Linked DNA regions of Homo sapiens: region 2 is linked to region 1. The links are chromatin contacts, found by Hi-C or POLR2A ChIA-PET in ENCODE. All regions are on one chromosome and are shown on one strand. The core of a region is the stretch at or near the end of the contact, and the rest is flanking DNA. Distances in the headings are between cores, read along the strand shown. Region 1 holds the start of EPHB1 (EPH receptor B1). Region 2 overlaps EPHB1 (EPH receptor B1).

Evidence for each region. A loop is a pair of places that touch in the nucleus more often than their neighbours do. ChIA-PET counts read pairs that join two places held with the same protein, here RNA polymerase II (POLR2A). Pooled maps may share reads with other maps.
Region 2: a loop to region 1 is called in a map of gastrocnemius medialis, with 2.8 times the contacts of the local background. The contact joins the enhancer-like site here to the promoter of EPHB1 in region 1. A Hi-C loop is called at or near these places in 7 of 168 maps with a recorded cell type or tissue (Panc1, dorsolateral prefrontal cortex, gastrocnemius medialis and 1 more), 4 of 37 single-sample maps with no recorded cell type and 8 of 50 pooled maps. POLR2A ChIA-PET finds 5 or more read pairs at or near these places in 3 of 52 experiments (WTC11 and activated CD4-positive, alpha-beta T cell).

Annotation. Positions count from the first base shown.
Region 1 is chr3:134,792,479-134,797,725 of GRCh38, reverse strand. EPHB1 (EPH receptor B1) reads right to left here and starts at 2,466. Exons shown (of 16, transcript NM_004441.5): 1 at 2,037-2,466. The coding sequence starts at 2,094. RefSeq lists enhancers at 2,091-2,280, 2,291-2,340, 2,385-2,679, 2,741-2,950.
Region 2 is chr3:135,224,786-135,230,812 of GRCh38, reverse strand. All of the region lies in intron 12 of EPHB1 (EPH receptor B1), which reads right to left. Among named protein-coding and RNA genes, the nearest start is that of EPHB1, 430 kb to the right of the region's middle. RefSeq lists an enhancer at 4,395-4,594. Within about 2 kb of position 1,637, at least 4 of the 41 ENCODE cell types and tissues checked have a DNase peak (open chromatin) inside an H3K27ac peak, as active enhancers do; they include gastrocnemius medialis, where a contact is called at or near this core.

The sequences.
Region 1 (5,247 bases), core at 1,217-3,716:
GGCTCCGGAAGGCCTGGGCTCTGACACAATGGCACCCGCGGGCAGCTTCCGGCAAGCAGACAGGGACCTCTGGCTAGCCAAGAAGAGGGGCAGGGAGGAAACTGACCACGTCCTCATGCCTGCTGTGTTTCCATACGTTTGCTCTCCAAACTACTTCGCTTGCATGCACAGGAACCCAATGCCGAGAGCACGCTCCCCAAAGTGGGCACCCATCTCCTCTGAGACCCGGCCACTGAACCTCTGGGGGCGCAAAGAGCCGCGGGCCGGACCGAGCCTCGGACCTGCATGACGCCACCCCAATGCTGCAAGTCCAGTCTGGAATTGCCCTTGCAAATGCGCTCACCCTGGCTTTCCTGCCCGGTTTGGGGGTATATATCCCCTTGAATTTCCAATTTCAACTGCTCCCACACGTGTCTCTCAATAAGTCAAACCCAGGCATCCCTGCGCCAGGGTGTTGACGGCACTCCACACGGCTCCAGTCTTCTCCTGCACGTTCCAAAAAGCAAACCCCTCCTTGCTCCCCTCCCTACAAAGCCCAGCAGTCCCTGAGGGAAGCAGGAGACTGAGGGCAGACAAAAAGCCACCTTCGGAAAAGCAAGCGAGAGCTTTCTAGGCATTAATCGCCGCACCCCCACGCCGCCACCAGAACAAACGTGGGATGCGGTGGTCTTCGCCAAAAGGGAAGGGAATCTTAGCCGCGCCTCAGGGCCCGGAATGCCCCTCCAGCTTCACTTCCAGAAGGGCAGAGCTTTCCGGAATGGCGGGGGGCACCAAACCATCGTGTTTGGGGGAGTTTCCACTGGGCAACCGGTCACAGTTTCGCGAGGAACGAGTAACAAGCGGAGCGAGCTCCCAGATGGGAACGCTGCGCGGTCGCCAAGAGCTGCTCCTCCCCGGCTTGGAGTCCCCCAGAGGAGTTCCATCCGGAGCAGGACACCGGAAAGTGGGGCTGCTAGCCGGACTGCGGCAGCGCATCACCCCTAGAGTTGGTTTTCTCCCGACAACTCCAACTCCGCTCTCCCGCGGAGCTGTGTTCCCAGGAGGCTGCCGCGGCCGCTGCTAGGCTGCGAAGAACAGAGGCGGGGGAAGGGGCGGGAGGCGGGGAGCTGGGCCGGGATTTCCCACAGGGATTCGCGAGCGCTACCGAGCGCCCAGGCTCCCCGCTGCGCCGGGCACGGTGTCTTTGGAGCGCGCTTTCCCAGCCACCAAGCCGGAGGCACCGCCAAGTCTGAGCTGGCAGAGAGTGACGCTGCCCGACGACTCCCGGCCGCCGAGTATCCTCTCCGGGGTGGTGGAGAGGCTGGGAGACTTTAGGTAGGACCGACCACTCACCCCAGCCCACTCCTGTTCCAAGGCTCAAGAGGCGAAAAGGGTTTCCACCTCTCCCCGACTGACCCTGGAAACCTGCAGTCCCGCAGGCGCCCGGACCACCAGACTGGTCCCCAAGGGTACGGCCAATGAACTCCACCCCTCTCCTTCGGCGGCCACTTGCGGGATACCACGGCAGAGCTTCTCCGGCCCCCGCGCGCAGTGCTTGCACGCCAAGCAGAGTCCACTAGCCCGTGGACTGCGAGCTGGAGAAAAGGAGGTGGCGCGCGGCTGCTCAGAAGCGTATCCGTGCCTGGGAGCAGACGGGCGCCAGTACTCCAGGAGCCGGATGGCCAGAGGCACCCCTTTCTCCCCAACGCCCAGCTCTGGCTCTGCCCCAGAGCTAAGGAGCATGCACCGCAATGCAGCGGGCTCCGAGCTCTCCGAGCGGGGGCTGCGGGAGACCGAGGCTACCAGGGAGTGCCGGGGCGAGGAAGCCGGGGGACTCGCGAGCCAGTTTCGGGCGCTAAGAGCCAGCCGGGGGCGCTCTGGTGGGTGCCGCCCAAGCCCCGCGCTCGGCAGCGGCCGAGGCTCCCAAACCTCCTTGCCCTCGGGTCCCGGGATGCCTGCACCGCAAAGCAGCCAGAGGAACCCCGCGAACCGCGGAGCACAGCAGTCCCAAGGCGGCCGGCACCAGCAGCCAACTTGCTCCGTGGAGGGTACGTTACCTTCCATCGCAGCCACTGCGGATGCCAGGAGGAGCAGTAGTAGATAATCCAGGGCCATCGCCGGCCGACGGCCCGCAGGCCGAGACCAAGCCGAGGCAGCAGCGCCGGGAGAGCGCCGCGTCCCAGGGCGCCGCTGCGCTCTCCGCGGGTGGCTTCTCGGTATCCTTTCGCGCTCTCGCCCGGACCGGACTTCCCGGAGCGCTGCGTGGGCGTGGGCAGGAGTGTGTGCGCGTGGGGCGGTGCGGGCGCGCGTGGGTGTGGGTGTGCATGTGTGTGTGTGTGTTTATGGGAGAGGTGGGTGTGTGCGTGCGTGTGTGAGAGAGAGAGGGCGAGGGAGAACGAGCCTGGGAGAGCGCGCGAGAGCGAGTGCGTCCTGGTGTCACATTGCTAGCTACAGCGGAGCCTACGGGAGGACGGAGCCGGCCAGACTGACGCGGGAGGGAGCGGGATCCCCCACCATCAGCTCTCTCCCCACCCCTAACACCTCCTGTCCAATCAAGGAATCAAACCTGCAAAATTCCCCCGGCCAATCAGGCGCGAGCACCTCCTTACACTGGCATTGTTAGTTTAAGAAAAACTTTTGCTTGCAAGGCTGTGCGGGAGGGCTCGGAAGGCGCTAGGAGGGGTCCGGGCTCCCCCTCGTGGTGCTCTCGGAGAACCGCAGCGGCCCGCCCAACTCACCCTGTCCCCCCATAGGGTGCCCAGCGAAGGAGCTGGGGAGGCCTCGTGCCCTTACATCCCACCCAGGACTGGATCCGCTTTAAATGATCAAACGAGCCTTCGTTCATCTTCTCTGTGACAAGAGCACCCTGCCTACCCTGTTTAGAGCAACTCCAGGGGCGCACCCGTGCCTCTCCTCCAGAGCTCTTCACTCTCTAGCATGGGTTGGTATTTACTAATCGATTTTGTTTATCGTGGGGTCTCTCCCTCATTAAAATGGGGTCACCATTTTCGGATTCTTGTCTATTTTGTTCACTACAGAATCCACAGTTCACAGAACAGTGCCTGGCCTGCGGGAGGCATAGTACATGTCCGTCGAAAGAATGAATACTGTTCAGATAACCTGTGGGCACTTGCTCCAGGGTCCACAGGGAACCGGATTTGCTTCCTGTCCAACGTTTCGCAGTTCTTTTTCTGCAGAAGCCTCTGGTTGCCTTTGGTGTTCACTTCCCAGTGCATTGTGAACTTCCACAGAGGGCCCTGACCCCAGAGGACAGCTCAGCGTGGGGAGACCAGGAGTCACACAGTCAGCTATAAAACAGCAAAGCCTGCAAGAGGGCTCTCCCAGGCCGGTGCAAGGCGAGGTGCACTGTTGCTGTGGGCCAGGCCTTCAGTGTGGGTGGGAAGGACTTAGGCAGCAACTGGGGATGCAGCCTTGGAGATAGGAGCAATTCTCCCAGGCTCAGCTCTCACAGCTACACTTTATCTTCCTGTTTCTGGAGATGGTCAAGGGTTCTAAATCAGAAACTCACCTTGAGGCTGTTATATGTTATGCTGGAGATGTGTCCTTCCCTCCTCTCCCGCCCCCCCTACATACCTGATGATAGTCTGGTCCTACAGGGTCAGGGATGACCCGTTAGGTTCCCCACCCCTCCTCCTACGCCTCTCACCTTGGAGGCACCAATCCTTTCCCCTGGTCTGTTAATGAGCTAACAGTGGGCAGATGCGATATTTCCCTTTGGGATGACTCTCCTTTCTGGGCTTTTCTAAATCAGTTCCCCACACCCCCCACCTCTGCGTGTCTAGTCTCTCCTTTGCTGGGACTTCTTCCTCTCCACCACAGCCAGACTCAAGTCCCCCAATCCTGACAATTCTTTCCTTCCCTGGCTCTGACTCAGGCTGCCTTCCTCCTCCCCTCCCCTCCCTCCTACCCCACCTCTGTGCCTGAAGGGAAGATGTCATCAACCTCCACCTTCTCATCATCCACCTTAATGCCATGTTAGCTGCCCTCTACGCCTCCACACCACCAGCTGTGTCGTGATGTCCCTGGAGCCACCTGATGTCACCCTGGGCAACAACCTGCTCCTAGTTAGCTGTCATCCTCCTGCACCGTCAGCACCTGCTGACATTGGTGTCCAGTAGATCTTTTGGGGCTCTGGCCCCAGTTTCCATGGTCCTGCTTCTCCTCCTACCCGTCTTGCCACTTCTTACTGTTCCCTCTGTTACCTCTTCAGCTTTCAAGAGAGGTATCCCCCAAACTCCATCCTTGGAGTTCGTCCTCCTGGGGTACATGGGCAACTCCTTGGCAGCTTCACTTGCTTTTTTACCCCCAGCCATCCCCTCATGGATGGACAGGTGGATGGATGGATGGGTGAGTTTCACACTCTTCCCTCCCCCTTTCACTATATCACAGTCACTTGGTAGGCATGTCTGGCAAAGCCCCGGCTCTGCCATGTCCTCCTCCTTATGCCCTTGTCCTATGCCTGTGCATCTGACCCAGTGTAAACCCATACTACCTTCCCCTGGACAACTGGAGAGTCTCTGAATGACAGTCCAGCTTCCCTCCCTCCCCTTAATCCCTCCAAACTCTGCTGCCAAACTCATCCTTCTCAAGCCAACCTTGATCTTGTCTCTTCCCTGCATAGCAACCTAGTGGCTCCTCACTGTCTGCTGAAGAGAGACTGACCACTCTAGCATGACATTCAGACTGCTTTGTAAGCTCTCTGAAACCTGCCTTCTCAGCCCAGGCCCTGCTGGTCTTTCTCTGGGCCTAGGGTATCCTCTTGCCATCTCCACAACCACACCCAGGCCAGTCATGTGCTCACCCACGTATTCAGGCAGGCCCTGTTCTAGCTGTGGGAACACAGTAGACAGCCCTTCTCTGAGGGGTCTTACCATGTCCTGGAAGGGCGGCAATAATAAGCAAATAGGCAGTGGCATGTCAGGTGCTGAGGAGAGCTCTGAAGAATCACAAAGCAGGAAGCAGCAAGAGAGTGACAGCGGCTAGTTAGACATGCTGGGAAGACCTTCTGTTTACTGAGCACCTTCCGCCACAAACACTGTACTGGATGTTTACTTGCACAACTAAAATGAGTTGAATTGAATTTCCTGACCTCTATTCCTACCCAAATCCCACCTCTCCCAGGAAGCCTTTTCTTCTGTCCCTCTTCCTGATACCCTCATGTTATATTTCTGTGGGTACTGAATGGCTCTGTCAGACATGGCTGAAGGTATAAATGACCATTATCCAACTAACTGCAGAATGTCACAC
Region 2 (6,027 bases), core at 388-2,887, 430 kb before region 1:
CATTCTCACTTATAAATGGGAGCTAAACATGGAGCACACATAGACATAAATATGGGAACAACAGACACCGCAGACTACTAGAGGTGAGAGGGAGGGAGGGAGGCATGGGTTGAAAAACTACTTATTGGGTTCTATGCTCACTACTTGGGTCCAATACACCCATGTAACAATCCTACACATGTACCTCGTGTATCTAAAGTAAAAGCCAAAATTATTTTAAAAATTTAAATTAAATTACCCTAATTTAGATCTTGCTAATAAAAATAAAAAATAATGGTGCAGGTGTGTTCTCTCCTTGTTTAGTCCCTGAAGCCTGGGTCCTGCTATCAGTGTTCCTGAAGTGAGTGCTCTGGAGAAAGAGCAACTGGACTCACCCCAAAGGGCTTTAGCTTCTCTAGACACTTTGCTCTCCTAGATGGTGGGGTACTGATAATGAACAGAGAGAGCCAGCATCCCATCAGGAATGTAGTAAGCAGGGCTGGACTTGCCCTGCTGCTGAAACAAAAATGCCCTCCTCCAAGGCAGGTGGGGAGGGGACAATGAGCCTCTAGGCCCTCTGGGTGACAGGCTGGCATGGAGGACCATGGAACAGGGGGCAAGAAGGGTTCAGGAGGAGGCTCAGAGGCCACCCCACTATCTCCCCTTCTGTTTCCAGGCCACGTCCAGTGTTTCATCCATTGCTTCTCTGACAATGGCAGGAACTGTACTTTTTCCCAGAGCCTCTCTGCACCCATGCCTCACTGCTGCCCACCCTCAGCCCCAGGCTCATCCTAAGAGACCACAGCTTCCTCTCTGTCAGCCAGTCTGTTTGCCACACCAGTGACCCCTGGGCCTTTCCCCATGTCTCCAGGGTTTCCATCCATCAGTAGGCCATGATGCCATTCCACCTTTCGCATGTGTCTCCCCAACAACCCTTGGTCACCCAGACTCTTCTCCCATTCTGTCCCTGCCCTGTGCATGGAGGCTACATGGGCTTCCTGCTGCTCTGAGGTGAAGCTGCACTTGCTACGGCAGGCAATACAGCTGGCAAGTCCTTCTGACATCGAGTGGCTACTGGTGGGGCTGCTGATTCCAGTGGATGCTCTGTCTCTGGAGAAGGTTGGGGCTCTCAGATGGAGACTGGCCCCTGCTTAGCCAACTTGGAGACCTCTGTACAACTCTGTGGGAAGGCTGTGGGGTGTTTTCTATTGTCCTTATCATGGCCTTCAATTATTTTTTCTCCTCTTCATGTGGGGTAAGCAGCTGACAGACTGTCTATGGCAACCCGTTTTAAGAGACACACTAGGTATATTCCTTCTTTTCATTGCAATGTTTGAATGCCTTACCAGTGTCCACTGGCCATGCTTCTAGTCTCTCTTCCTGCCCCCGCCCTCCAACAGCTATTTAAAAATAATCAGTCACATTAAATAGCTTAAGCAATTCTGGCCTCCTGAACTGCACTTCCTTCTTGGCATGGTTTCTCCCGCAAACAATCCCAGCAGTTACAACTAAGTCACTTAAACACTCTGTCTTACCGTCTCCACCTGCCAATAGGGATAATAATACTTAATTATCTCAGAGGGGCGTATGAGGAGCTGTTAGCTAATGCTGGCAGAGTGTGCCAGTGCTGACGGAGCTGCTCCACCTGCCTCCCTGCATGAGCCCTGCTCTCTGGGCTGTCTGCCCTCCTCTGGTGGTGGTGAGGGATGGCCAAGGAGGGGCAGAGTCTGCTTCAAAGGCTGTATTGGGAGGGCAGCTCCTTCCTGTGTATCTTCTATACTGGGGATGAAACCAAGTATTCTGAGTCTCTTTTAACAGGCACTGGGAACTGGACAGGAGAGGAGGGTGACCAGGGGTCCACACCTGGTAAAAAGTGGGGGGGTGCTCTTGAAACCTCCCATTCCAGATCCCATGCTGCCTTTTCCTCATATTGGATGACAGGAAAGAAGGAAAGAAGATACATGGAGAAGTGTGTCCTTGCATATGGAGGGCAGATAAAAATCTCCCAAAGGAAAAACAAAAGGATTGGCTTGTGTTTTACTTTCCCAGAGCATGGAGTCCCTGTCAGCCAAGGGTCCCACCCCACCCACGCTGTCACCCCTCAGACTGCCCGACTCTCAGTGAGCTCTGGGATATAAAAGAGCATGTCAGTTTACTACATCTTTGATGGTTGAGAAACGTTGGTTGAGAGATAAGAATATTAAGAATATTAAAGTGCCTCAGAGTAAAATGGGAAAAAACATTGATGCTTTGTTTTTTAAATAAAGCATGAATAAGCACATTTACACTGGGACTAAGACTGATGACTCTCTGTGTGAGGAAGAGGATGTGAAAATGGGCAAATCTCGTAAGCTATGCAAGAATATAAATTGGCAAAAGGCTTTGGGGGAATAAACAGCTACCAAAATTTAAAATATACAAGTTAACATCACACAAAGGACAGGCAAACATCACGTGCCTCCAGAAGCAATACCCTAAGAAGGGCACACTGTCACTTAGGCAACACATAAATAACCCGAATCTAAGCATGAAGGGACATCAGACAAACTCAAAATGAGGAAGAGTCTATTACACAATATTTGAAAGGTATCCTTTAAAAATTTAAAAAGTATTGTGAAAATTTTCCTGATTAAAAGATATTAAATGAACATGATAACTAAATGCAGTCTCAGAAGCTAGACTGGATCCTGTACTAGAGCGAAAAAAAGGCTAAAAAAGATACTTTTTGGGTCAATTGACAAAATTAGAATATAGATAGTAGACTAGTTAAAAGTATTTTATCCATGTTAAATTACTAAAGTTGATAACTGTACTATAGTTATGTAAGAGAATATCCCTCCCTATTCTTAGGAAATACGGAAATACACACGAAGAGTCTAAGAATAAAGAGCGATGATGTATGTAACGTATCTTCCAAGAGTTCAGAAAAAATATTTTACAGAGAGAGAAAGAGAGAAAGGAAGAGAGCAAATAATAAAGAAATGGGGTCAAATGATAACAGTAGGTAAAGAATCCGGGCAAATGTTATATGAGTGTTGTCTGTATTATTCTTATTCTGGGAACTTTCTTTAAGTTTGACATTATTTTTTTAAAATTAATGTGCAAATTCTTTGATCTAGAAATTTATCTTCTTGAAATTTATTTTATAGAAATATACATACGAGTGCACAGACATGTCTATATAAGAATTTTCACTGAAATGTTGTTTGAAATAACATAGCATCAGAAGCCACCTAGATGACCATTTAAAAAGAGCTTGTCTCCAAAGGCATGAAGTGAGGCGCTGAAGGGGAAAGGTAATATTCAGGATAAGTCATTAAGTAACAAAGCAAGCAGCCTATGAGTAGATCATTATGTATGGTATGAGACCATTTTTTTGAGAGTAAAATGTATACACAAAAAATACACATATGCATACACACACACACAGTAAAGAGGAGAAGAAAGCACACCAAACTATGAATGATAGTAATTTCTGGGAATTTGGAAGGGGGAGTCAGTTTCACTTTTTACTTTGAACACATTTTTATTTTTTAATGTTATGAAGCATTTTGTTTATTTTTAAATTGCAGATTTTATTTTAGATGGTTTCATTTTAGGGGTACATGTGTAAGACTCACTTTTTACTTTAAACATATTTTTATTTTTTGATGTTTTGAAGCACTTCATTTGTTTTTAAATTTCAGATTTTATTTTAGATGATTTTATTTTAGGTGTACATGTGTAAGATTATTACATGGGTATATTGGACCCAAATAGTGAGCATGGTACTGAATAGTGGATTTTTCAATCCATGTCTCCCTGGTCCCCCACCCTTCAGTAGTCTGCAGTGTCTATTATTCTCATCTTTGTGTTCATGTGTGCTCAATGTTTTGCTCCCACTTAGAAGTGAGAACAGGTGGTATTTGGTTTTCCTTTCCTGCATTAATTCACTTAGGACTATATCATCCAGCTCCGTCTATGTTGCTGCAAAGGACATGATTTCTTTTTTTTTTTCCTTAATGACTGTGTTAAGAAAATGATGGATCGGTTTTTAAATAAAGCCATAATAACATTTAAAAAATATGGCATTCTAGAGATTTCTTTCTTCAGATAGGCCAACAACCTTCCAAGTTGGACCAATAAGCCCCTTCTCCTGCATGTTCTGGGATTATTCCTCCCCCAGGTGTAGGGGAAGAAAGTAGAAGGTTTTGAAGGCCAAAAGTAGGTGAATGGGGCTGGTTATCACAGCCGTGCAGAGCCACAGGGAAAGAGTCGAATTCAGGGTTGGAAGAGCAGAAACTGAAAGGTCTCTTCCTACTGTGAAGAACCCAGCTGCCTGGGGGCAGCCATACTGCTCCCTGAGTACTCGGGCTCCTGCCCCATTCTACACTGACCATTCTCCTTGATATCTCAGATCTCCAGGGGCATGTCTGTCACTCGTTCGTGAATTTCTTAATTCATTCCACAAACTGTTACTGAGCAGCACATGAAAGCTCAGAGGTACTGTGATAAAAGAGGAAGCCAGGCCAGCTGCTGGGACAGAAGAGTGCCGCGGTAGGGCAGGGACATAAGGAGTGTGGCAAAGGCTTTGAAGAGCTACTGAGCAGGATGTGGGAGGAAACTGCCATGAGACAGGGCACAGGTTGCAAGAGCAGCATGCAAGCCGTAGTGTAGGCTGGACCATGGGCCAAGCTGCCCACAGCTGTCCCCAATCCTCATTCTTGAGGCCACTGATGCCGTTGGCCTGCCTAGGCCTGCACTACAGAAACCCCACTTGGGGGTAAGCTGGGGTTCCCCAGCTAGATTTAGGCTTTAGCAAATGCTGCTTGCATCTTACCTGTTCTTTCCCCACTGACTAATCTCTTTATTGTTTGATCTACTTTAAGATTTACTTTCCATTTTCCCATTCCTTAGAAAACCAGCCCTTGGAGTTGCTCCCACATTCCCAGACCTAACTTTCACCCAGCCTGGTGGGTCTAGAACCCTGGTCTTTGCTTCCCTGCCTGTCCTGCTTGGGCCTACGGTTTACAGTATGGCTGTCCCAAGGGCAGCTGGGCTTGTCAGAGTGGGAGGCAGAGTCACCTCAGTTTCCCCTCCTCCAACCTGGGACTGGACCCTTTCCCTGTGGCTCTTGGTGGCCACTATCATCATCCCCACTCACCTGAGGTGTGGCCTTCCTAAACTTGCCACAGTCTGAAAGCTCTGCCAAGAACTGTGGGGCTTCAGTTCCAGAGTTTTATGGAATCTTGAGAGTCATAGCAGTACCTTCAGCTGAAGCCCCCAAACTCCTCTTTTCAGAGGGTTCCAAATTCATTTTATATGAGGCTAATGAACTGCGAGCCTCGCAAACAATTTCCATTTTCTCTAATGCCATGGTCTCCCAAGGTTAGAGAACTTACTCATTTTGATGGCATCACAGGAACTCAGATGGCTCAGAAGAGAATCCTTAACCACAAGTCAGGAGAAGCCCAGGGAAGGGCCTAAGCTCTGTGACATCTGTCAGTGGCAAGCAAAAGCCTTCCCATCGGGCCTTGTTGACCCTGGAGGTTCTGCATCCTACAGGAATATTTTAGTATCTCCCAAGGATTGGGAGATACATCTTTTGGATTACGCCTTGCATCTTTCTGGGCCCTTCAGGGCTGTATTTTACTGCCTGTGGCAAAGGGTGGGTGAAACGAGGACAGGTGGAGGTGGGGGCAGGGCATCCTAGCTCTGCAGCAGAGTAGGTGTGAAGACAGAAACAGAAATTAAACAGCCAGCAAATCAGTGGAGCAGAGAGGAGCTTGTCTGCTTCCCCCCTCAACGTGCTCTCCCCTCCCCTCAAGTAAATCCCAGACAGATATAAATCAAAGGTGCAGGCAGAGCAGAGAGTGATGGAATAAGCTAGGTCTGAAAGGCCTTAGACTAGAACAGGGAGCAGCGGCCTGGAAACACATGAGAATCTTAATGTTCTTGGCCAAAGGTCATTCCAAAGCTTCTCAGGTAAAAATCAAAGAGAATGTAATGTTCAAAATGTCATTAGGTTGGGTTTCTAAGCAGAACAAAGGAACATTTGACTGGATTATG